Linked DNA regions of Homo sapiens: region 1 is linked to region 2. A link is a loop called in an ENCODE intact Hi-C map of the cell type or tissue named here. Cell type or tissue: endothelial cell of umbilical vein. All regions are shown on one strand. Each heading gives the region's core, and the rest is flanking DNA. Links, peaks and the distances in the headings are about the cores only. Region 1 overlaps EIF4G3 (eukaryotic translation initiation factor 4 gamma 3). Region 2 has its middle 18 kb from the start of EIF4G3.

Region 1 (5,623 bases), core at 624-5,623, 120 kb before region 2:
TACCAGGCACAAAACCTTGCATATAGCTCTCATTCAATATATGTTTTCTAAATTAAGTTTATCTCAATATTCTTAAAAGCTCTGCAACATCTCCAATGTTTAGTCCCCTGGAAAAGCAAGCTCCAAGAGGCCAGAGGATCTTTCAGTTATTTTGTACTTAGGAAAACACAGAAAAGTAACTTCAAACACATTTTAGGCTGTCACAACAGGAAAGGCTGTTCTCTATTTAGAAAGAAAGGCCAAACAGAAAAAAGACTGAGTCTAACTCGTAGGAATTTTTACCGGGGGAGAGGAGGGGGTAGGAAAGCAGCAGCAGCATCTGGATTTCACAAATATTTGATGACACTGACTGTGAGGTTTGTCGAAAGAAAAGAGGATGAGCTAATCATGGGTAAGAATGAGATTTTTTTTGTTGTTTTACGTAAAAGGTGAGCACAGGAAGAATAGAGAAATGAAATATACTCAATCATGGTTATCTTATAAATCATTATAGAATTCAGTCAAAGATGATCTTTCAAAGTAATGCAAGACTTGAACTCAGCTAACTGTCCTATATTAAAATTTTGGAAAAATAAATTTAAGACCACAAAGGAAAACGGCAAGCCACAACTTATTACTGCTAATACAATATTATTTTTCAATAATCTAGGAAAATTTTAAGGCCACTGTGGAAAACCATTTGCATCTAGTGATTGAATCAGGATAGAATTATTACCAATTTGCATATCAGGCAGTGGCAACTAAGACTGTGGAAAAAAAAAGTTTGATGCTTACTTTCTCTAATTGCTACAATAATGTATAAACATGATTTTTGTTAAAAAAAAGAAAAAGTAGTGCCCTCTTTACCCTTCAAATCCCACTCCACTCCCTATGGCAAAATGATTAATACTCTGAAGCACATTATTACAAACCTTTCTATACACTTACAAATGTGTAAAAATAATAGCAACAACACAATAATAAATATTCAATGACATGTTTTCCTCTCCACTTATCAAAACATTAGAGATCTTTCCAAGTCAATAAACATACCTACTTCATTCTTGTTCTAAATGTTTAAGTAGTACTTCATGGTGTAGATATAACTACATTCTTCTTAACTATTAATTTTTTAAAACTCCTTAATGAAAAGAACTATATAACCTACTAACATTTTAAGAGCCAAACATGTATGTGCAAACATAAAATAAAAAACAAACTACCTTCTTTTTGCTAAGTTTCAGATATGTCAATTAATATAAATTGGAACCACCCAAAAACTGAAGAGAGGGCAGTTTTAGAATATCAAAGGTAAACTGACATTCCATAAACATTCTTGACAGCACAATAATAATTCTTAACTAGTAATAATAGACTGAATCTTTTTGTAAGTGTAAAAAGAAACTTCCAAAGAACTTGAAAGTGGACTAATTGATATTGTTGTCTAGTAAGTTCATTTTATTATATTTCATTCCATTTCTTGAGAGTAGGTACAACCGCTACCACCCCCTCATACCCTGCATACAATAGGTTCTTCAGTGCAAATGACTGATTTTCAACATTAGCTAATGCAATTCATATCAGATATAAAGAATAAATTGAAAATTCACATTAGCTTTAGTAGCCAAAATAAATGATTGATCTAATATAAGAAACATGTTAGCCAGGTGGCATGGCTCGTGCCTGTAATCTCAAAACCTTGAAAGGCTAAGGCAGGAGGATCATCTGAGGCCAGGAGTTCTAGACCAGCCTGGGCAACATAGTGAGATCCTGTCACTACAGAAAATGAAACAAAACAAAATTAGCCGGGCATGACGACATGCACCTGTAGTCCCAGCTACTTGGGAGGCTGAGGCAGGAAGATTGCTTGAGCCCAGGAGTTCAAAGTTAATTACAGTGAACTATGATCATGCTACCATGCTCCAGCCTGGACAACAGGGTGAGAACCTGTCTCCAAAAAACCAAAGAGAAACACATCCACTCCATGTAATCCTCCAGTGCAGTCCTGACACTCCACAGAAGGTTCCATAAATAAAAACTGTATCCACTACTACCATCTGCAAAAACTGGCATTTGAAAAGCACTTACACGGCCGGGCACGGTGGCTCACGCCTGTGATCCCAGCACTTTGGGAAGCCAAGGAAGGTGGATCACGAGGTCAGGCATTGAAGACCAGCTTGACCAAAATACAAAAATTAGCCAGGCATGGTGGTGCGAGCCTGTAATCCCAGCTACTCAGGAGGCTGAGGCAGGAGAATCGCTTGAACCCAGGAGGCGGAGATTGCAGTGAGTCAAGATTGCGCCACTGCACTCCAGCCTAGGTGACAGAGCGAGGCTCCGTCTCAAAAAAAAAAAAAGAGAGAGAGGAAAAAAAAAGAAGAAGAAAAGCACTTAAACAGCTACTTCCCAAATGCTATTTTCCCAAATAAGTTAAAGACAGAGAGAGAGAAGTAGCTTTTAAACATAAAGTGACAATAATCTACAACTACACCTAGGCAACACTATTAAAATTATATTATTTCTACAAACAACTTCCTATGGGATTATTAAAAATGAACAATGGGTCTAATAATATGGCAACGGTTAAGTCAAAAGAGAAAATATATTTAACACATGGATAATTATACTACAAGTCTTTTATCCCTTAACTTCCTAAGTTTTGTATCATGTACATCTAGTAGTTTATTAAAGGAGTTTACTTTTCTAAGGTAATAAAGTTGGACATTCCAAGATGACAAATATATAATAAGTATTGATGATAAATACTAAAGTTTGAAAAGCAACACCACTGGCTGGGTGCAGTGGCTCATGCCGGTAATCCCAACACTTTGGGAGGCCAAGGTACAAGGATTCCTTGAGCCCAGGAGTTTGACGCCAGTGTGGGCAACATAGGGAGATCCCATGTCTATACAGAAAAAGACATTTAATTTTTTTATTTTATTTATTTATTTATTTATTTTGAGATGGAGTCTCACTCTGTCGCCAAGGCTGGAGTGCAGTGGTGCTATCTCGGCTCACTGCAAGTGCTGCCTCCCAGGTTCACGCCATTCTCCTGCCTCAGCCTCCTGAGCAGCTGGGACTACAGGTACCTGCCACCACGCCCGGCTAATTGTTTGTATTTTAGTAGAGACGGGGTTTCACTGTGTTAGCCAGGATGGTCTCGATCTCCTGACCTCGTGACCCGCCCGCCTCAGTATCCCAAAGTGCTGGGATTACAGGCGTGAGCCACCACGCCTAGCCTTTAATATTTTTTAAAAATAAAAAAGCAACACTATTGAAATGAAAGTCATAAGCGTTTTATCTAACACCACACTAAGCTTGTTCAGATTTCATATCAAATAAACGGTATGAATAGTTTCTTCATTGTAGTTGTAAGAATAGAATACTTACTGATGGTGGCAGCAGCTGCTGGTACATATCTGAGTGATGACTGTGTATCAAGCTCTAGGAGGTTTAAATGGATTTGTCTCATTTAACCTTCTTAAGAACCTTTGGAGATCAGCACTATTATTATCTCCATTTTACTCATGAGGAAGGAAACTGAGGTGCAAGAAACTTACCCAATGACACACACAGCTGCTAGTGGAAGCGCCAGGATCTGAATTCATTTGGTCAGATTCCAGAGCCACTTAGCTGCTCTTAACATTCTGCTCCCCATGTAACCTATAAACTCCAATTCATCTGCTAATAAATATGAGTATTTTCATGATTTAAATATTATGTCATTCCCTTAGTAGAAACTCTTCAACAGCTCCTTCTATACATCAGATAAAACCCAAATACTTTATCAAAATCTTACAAAATTACATGACCTAGATTTTGTCAGCCTCTAGAAGGGCATTTTCAAACGCCCTTGCAGCTATTCACATTTAAATTAATGAAAATTAAATAAAATTTAAAATTCAGGTCCTTAATTGCATTAACCACGTTTCAAGTGCTCAAAAGGAAATGCTCTACTGGACAGCACGGTTCTGAGCCACCAATCATCAGGAGGCTCCCACCTTAAGGCCTTGGAGCTCTGCAATATCTATTGGGAAGGTTTATGCTCTTCCTCTTCATCCATGAACAGCTGAATACATTTCATGGTTCAGGTATCACCTAAAATGGCATCTTCTCACAGGAACTGTAGGCCTCACAGCATGGACCCCTCTAAGTCTCCCTGGGCACACGCCACATGCAGATTTCGGTGCTTTCCCAACCTTCTTGGTATAAAGGTCGACAATTCTATTACCAAGGGCTCATGACAGCCTAGTTTTGTTAGAGACTGTATTGTAGGGAAGTCTATGATGGTATTGTCACATGCTGGATCATTCTGAGTGCCTGTAGACAACGTCCCTGGAAGAGATATTTTTATTTTTTAATGGAGACAGGTTTTCACTTTGTTGTCCAGGCTGGAGTGCAGTGGTGTGATAATGGCTCACTGCAGCCTTGACCTCTGAGGCTCAAATGATCCTTCCACCTTCTCTCATATCTTAACAGAAATGATCAGTTTTAAATCTTGTTTCTCTATTTCTAAACACTACAATTTTCATTATTTTTTACTTTCATATGTTTTTCTACCACCATCTAGTAGAGTACCATAGATGGTATTGAACAAATACTGGCTAGATGAATAAATATTAATAATATTAACCAATCTTAATAATTTTGCCTAACGTTTGAGAAAATCTAGATTCAAGTTTCTCAACAGTGACACTACTGCCATTAGGGCCAGGATAATTCTTTATCATGAGATTGTTGCATGCACTTGGATGTTTAGATACTTACCTGGCCTCTACCCACTAAATGACAGCAGCATCCTCTGTCCATCTCCTCAACCCTCACCAGCTGTGGCAGTCAAAAACATCTCCACACATAACTAAATATCTCTGGGGGTAAACTCACCTCCAGTTGAGAACAACTGACTTAGGTATTTCCAAATGACTGGCAAATTCTAAGCTAAACATTATAAGAATGCCTAACATTATGAAAATATCTAAATGCTATCATCTCGTATTTAAATTTATCAAATACAAAAATCTGGATTTCTAACTATGGTCAGTTATCATTCATAAATGCTACTGGAGAAAAAAATAATAATAATTTATATACATAAATCTTCTTACAACCAAATCCTTTCTGTCTTAACAATCAAGAAAATTTCATTACTTTTCCATACCAAATAATTCAAACGCATTAAACAGGAAAAAAAGATTAAATGGCTAAGAAGAAAGTTCTTTAAAAATTCCTAATTATTATGTTCCTACAGAATTAGGAAGATTATAACTGCTGTGTAATAACTTGGAAAAATATTTTCCAATACAATGTTGTATTAAAAAAGAAAACTAATCCAGGTACACTGGCTCATGCCTTTAATCCTAGGACTTGGAGAGGCCGAGCGAGGTGAGAGAATCGCTTGAGCCCAGGAGTTCGAGACCAGCCTGGGAAACACAGCAAGACCCTGCCTCTACAAAAAGTAAAGTATTCGCCGGGGTGGTTACCGTAAGTGAAAAGATGATAATCACAATCATGAAAACATGGGAAAGTATAAAACTCACTGATAGATCAGATACACAAAGAAGAAAGAAAAAAGAATCGAATCTTATCACTACAGAAAACCAACAAACTGAAATAATAAACAAGGAGAGGGAAAAAAGGAACAAAG
Region 2 (5,000 bases), core at 1-5,000:
TTGAGCCAGCTCTTGTATTCAAGGTGAATGTAACACCTCGCATACACTCAGTTTGGTCATCCTCATAGCCGCCCATGGCTGGATCTGCCACAGTGACTTTGGGTTTGTCAGGACTTGAATCTCTGGACTGCCATTCCCTGACCGCTCACCCTATTTCTGGCCTAGAAGTAAAGGAAAACCAAGCTGCAGAAAGTTGTCCAGTGACACTGAATAGTGGGCAAAGCCCAGGCTCTGGAGTCCAGCCCAACCTGGGTTGGAATCTGAGCTTTGCAGCTTCCTGGCTGAGTTCCTTTTCCTCTCCATATTCCAGTTTCCTGCTAAGAACAACAACGTCTATCTTACAGAGCTGATTTGAGAATTAGAGGAGATAACATATGCAAAGCACTCGGGATGGGGCCAGGTCCAGAGGAGATGCTTGGGGGACAGTGACTCCCTTCCTCACTCTCCTGCTGCCATTCTGCCCCCTCCCCACTCTGGCACTGCCCACCAAGTTCAAAAGCGGCTGCTGCAGCTGTCGTTTCTGAAAATACACCCCTGGTTGCTTTTGTCTTTCCATCCAAGTCTTCCCCAAACCTTTAAACATCCCCAAATCAAGGGTTTCAAAAGACAAAAAGCCCAAGCTGACTTATCCAGACCACTCTGTTGGCAAATGTCCCAGAGGATCTTGCTCTGCCAGTCACCAAGTTTGACCTTCAGCTCCCTCAGTCAAATTCACTCACATTTGACAAGATCAATGAGAAAAATAGGCAGCGATGATCAAAAGGGCCGACCAAGGCTCTTGGGGCAACTATCCCAGCGGGATTTCATGCCATACAAAAGTGCATGCAGGGGGTGTTCCATAAAAGCTCCTCCACTCGCAGGCATCCCTCATGCCTAGAGACACCAAAAAATGGTTCCCATGACAACACTGCTGCAAATGTTATATATAAATGTGTGTGTGTGCTCCTGTGTGTACATGGTCACACAGAGATGCATGGAAATAAACTCTTGGCACAATTTTTTCCTGTTCCAAACATGAAATAACCTACAAGGATTGATTGCTGGAGAAAAGACGATAAAGGCTTTGAACAAATACACTTCCAAAGGCCTGGCTTCCGTTGATTACACCTGTTTTGATGTGGGTCGGTTTTGTTTCCTGTACCTGGACTAGTAGATACTCAGTTTATAATTGTTGAAGGAATGGGTAATTGATGGGTAAGTAGAAGACTGGGAGGGAGAAAGAGAGGAAGAGAAGCAGCCTGAATGTCAGAGCTGGAGGGGCTCCTATGAGTATCCAGTCTAATCTAACCTGTTCTTTTTCTTTTTCTTTTTCTTTTTTTAAACGGAGTCTCGGTCTGTCATCAGGCTGGAGTGCAATGGCACAATCTCGGCTCCCTGCAACCTCCGCCTCTCGGGTTGAAGTGATTCTCCTGCCTCAGCCTCCCGAGTAGCTGGGACTACAAGCGCGCGCCACCATGCCCAGCTAATTTTTGTATTTTTAGTAGAGACGGGGTTTCACCATGTTGGCCAGGATGGTCTCTATATCTTGACCTTGTGATCCACCCACCTCGGCCTCCCAAAGTGCTGGGATTACAGGTGTTAGCCACCAAGCCCAGCCCTTTTTCTTTCTTTCTTTTTTTTAGAAATTTTTTATTTCCATACGTTTTTAGGAAACAGGTGGTATTTGGTTATATGAGTAAGTTCTTTAGTGGTGACTTGTGAGATTTGGGTACACCCATCGCCCAAGAAGTATACACTGAACCCAATTTGTGGTCTTTTATCCCTCACTCCCTTCCCATCCTTTCCCCTTGAGTCCCCAAAGTCCATTGTGTCATTCTTATGCCTTTGCATCCTCGTAGCCTAATTCCCACTTATGAGTGAGAACATACGATGTTCGGTTTTCCATTCCTGAGTTACTTCACTTAGAATAATGGTCTCCAATCCTATCCAGGTTGCTGTGAATGCCATTAATTCTTTCCTTTTTTATGGCTGAGTAGTATTCTATTGTGTGTGTGTGTGTGTGTGTGTGTGTGTGTGTGTGTGTGTGTGTGGTGTGTGTGTATTTCTTTATCCACTCATTGATTGATGGTAACCCCTTATTTTTCTGTTGGAGAAACTGGGGCTCAGAAAAGGGAAGGAATCTTGTTAAAAGCTACAAAAGAAATTGCCAGCAGAACTCCAGTCCCAGAAATCCATTAAGTAAGCACTTAATAAGTGAGTTAAATTTCTTAAATTTCTATGTGAATAATAAACATATATTGAACAATTATTACGTGCCAGCAACTGTGCTAAGTACTTCATAGACATTATCTCATTTACAATTTAAAAATATGCAAAAGATGTGTTAGAATTCCCATTTAACAAAAAGGGAAACTGCAGCTCTGAAGGCTGGGCGTGGTGGCTCATACCTGTAATCCCAGCACTTTGGGAGGCTGAGGAGAGGAGAATCACTTGAGCCTAGGAATTCAAGACCAGCCTGGGCAAAATGGTGAAACCCTGTCTCTACCAAAAATACAAAAATTAGCTGGGCTTGGTAGCATGTGCCTGTAGTCCCAACTACTTGGGAGGCTACGGTGGGAGGATCGCTTGACCCCAGGAGGCAGAGGTTGCAGTGAGCTGAGATCACGCCACTGTACTCCAGCCTGGGTGACAGAGTGAGATGGTCTTTAAAAGAAAAAAAAAAAGAAAAAACGAAGTCACTTGATGAAGTTTATAGAACTAGTTTATAGTTGGGGTGGGGTTTAAACCCAGGTCACTCAAACACCAGATTCTGAACACATTACTCAGTCTCCTTCTGAACTTAGGGCCAAGGGCGTGGGGCAGGGATTATCAGCTCCATTCTTGCAGATATCAGGAGCTGAGAAATGTGAAGTAACTTGCCCAAGTCAGGAAACTGAGGGGCAAGAACTAGAACTCACATTTTCAGGCACCCAGTCCAGAATTCCTTCAGCTTACTCACTGCCTTCTAACCAACATCTAAAAAACAGAAAGACTGGCTCCTGTCAGCCCGAGTCAGCCATCTCACTGGGCAAGGAGAGGGTACGCCCTTCAGCTGTCTGCATCCCAGGATTCGGTCTCCAGGAGGTGGACCCGGGGCCTATTCCAAGCGTCTCTTTGGGTTTTTCTGCCCTCTGGTGGTAAATCTTGAAACTAGCAAGAAACAGCTTGCCTGAACTTCCCAGCACGCTTCCTCTGTAGAACAAAGTTTTTGCCTTAGTGCTCTGGGAAAAAAAATGGAAATGGTACAAGAGGTTGAGGCAGCCAAGCATGGTGGCTCACACTGTAATTCCAGCACGTTGGGAGGCCAAGGTGGGAGGATTGCCTAAACCCAGGACTTCAAAACCAGACTGGTCAACATGGTGAGACCCTCATCTCTATAACAACTAAAAAATTAGCCAGGCGGTCCCAGCTACTCAGGAGGCTGAGGCAGGAGGATTGCTTGAGCCCAGAAGGTTGAGGCTGTAGTGAGCCGTGATTGCAACACTGTTCTCCAGCCTGGGTGACAGAGCGAGACCTTGTCTCAAAAAAATAATACATAAATAGGTTGGGTGTAGTAGCTCACTCCTGTAATCCCAGCACTTCGGAGGCCAAGGCGGGCAGATCACCTGAGGTCAAGACTTTGAGACCAGCCTGGCCAATATGGTGAAACCCCGTCTCTACTAAAAGTACAAAAGTTAGCTGGGCATGGTGGCAGGCGCCTGTAATCCCAGCTACTGGAGAGGCTGAGGTAGGAGAATTGCTTGAACCCTGGAGGTGGAGGGTGCAGTGAGCTGAGATGCCACTGCACTCCAGCCTGGGTGACAGAGTAAGATTCTGTCTTGAAAAAAATAAAAATAAATAAATAAATAAATAAAAGAGTTGGCTGGGTATGGTGACTCATGCCTGTAATTCTAACTCGGAGGCTGAGGCAGGTGGATCACCTGAGGTCAGGAGTTCGAGACCAGTCTGACCAACATGGTGAAACCCCGACTCTAATTTAAAAGAAAAAAAAATATATATATATACACATAAAAATTAGCTGGGCATGGTGGTGGACACCTGTAATCCCAGCTACTCAGGAGGCTGAGGCAGGAGAATCGCTTGAATCCAGGAGGCGGACGTTGCAGTGAGCTGAGATGGCGCCATTGCACTCCAGCCTGGGCTACAAGAGCGAAACTCCATCTAAATAAATAAATAAATAAATAAATAAAAATACAAAAGTAAAATAAAAAAGGGTTGAGGTTCAGTCTCCCTGCTGCCCTGGATGTGCCATGCTCCCCTTTTTTCTCTGCTTCCTGACTGTTCTCCCCATTTCCACTCTGGCTCTCCTCCGATCCATTCTCTGTGCAGCCTGCTGAACAGCTTTTCAAAGACCCAAACTAATCATGTGACTCGCTCCCTGCCTATACTCCCCAGTAGCTTCCCATTGCTCTCAGGATAAAGTCCAGTCGTCCTCTTATGACCCGTAGGATGCAGCGAATGGCCCCTGCCTCTCTCTCTCTCCATCCCCCCTCTCTCCATCATCTTCAGCTGCACTGGGCCTTCTTCCAGTTGCTTGCATATGTCCAAGCCTCTTCCTAATTCGGCGTTACAAATGCTGTTCCCTTTGCCTGGCACACCTAGAAAATTCCTACTTGTTCTTCAAGTCTCAGTTTAAAGGTACTTCCCTAGAGATACACTTTTTTTTTCTTTTTCTTTTTTTTTTTTTTTTTTTTTGAGATGGAGCCTCACTCAGTCCCCCAGGCTGAAGTGCGGTGGCACGATCTTGGCTCACTGCAACCTCTGCCTCCCAAGTTCAAGCAATTCTCCTGCCTCAGCCTCCCGAGTAGCTGGGATTACAGTCCCCCACTACCACGCCTGGCTAATTTTTGTATTTTTAGTAGAGACGGGGTTTCACCATCTTGGCCAGGCTGGTCTTGAACTCCTGACCTCGTGGTCCACCTGCCTTGGCCTCCCAAAGTGCTGGGATTACAGGTGTGAGGCACCATGCCTGGCTGAGATACACTTTTTTTTTTTTTAATTTTTGAGATAGGTTCTCACTC

What was found. A loop is a pair of places that touch in the nucleus more often than their neighbours do. Peaks named below come from ENCODE experiments on the same cell type or tissue, not always from the same donor. Only the 100,000 strongest peaks of a DNase experiment are listed, where the experiment ranks them.
Region 1: a loop joins it to region 2, with 2.6 times the contacts of the local background. A loop is called at or near these places in 11 of 110 quality-filtered maps.

The regions. Positions count from the first base shown.
Region 1 is chr1:21,069,483-21,075,105 of GRCh38, forward strand. The region is part of intron 3 of EIF4G3 (eukaryotic translation initiation factor 4 gamma 3); the gene reads right to left. Among named protein-coding and RNA genes, the nearest start is that of MIR1256, 84 kb to the left of the region's middle. In endothelial cell of umbilical vein, for the core only: no CTCF peak of the experiment used is centred there; a DNase peak (open chromatin) is centred at 3,509.
Region 2 is chr1:21,192,246-21,197,245 of GRCh38, forward strand. No RefSeq gene overlaps it. Among named protein-coding and RNA genes, the nearest start is that of EIF4G3, 18 kb to the left of the region's middle. In endothelial cell of umbilical vein, for the core only: a CTCF peak has its summit at 3,113 (motif pointing left); DNase peaks (open chromatin) are centred at 256 and 3,086.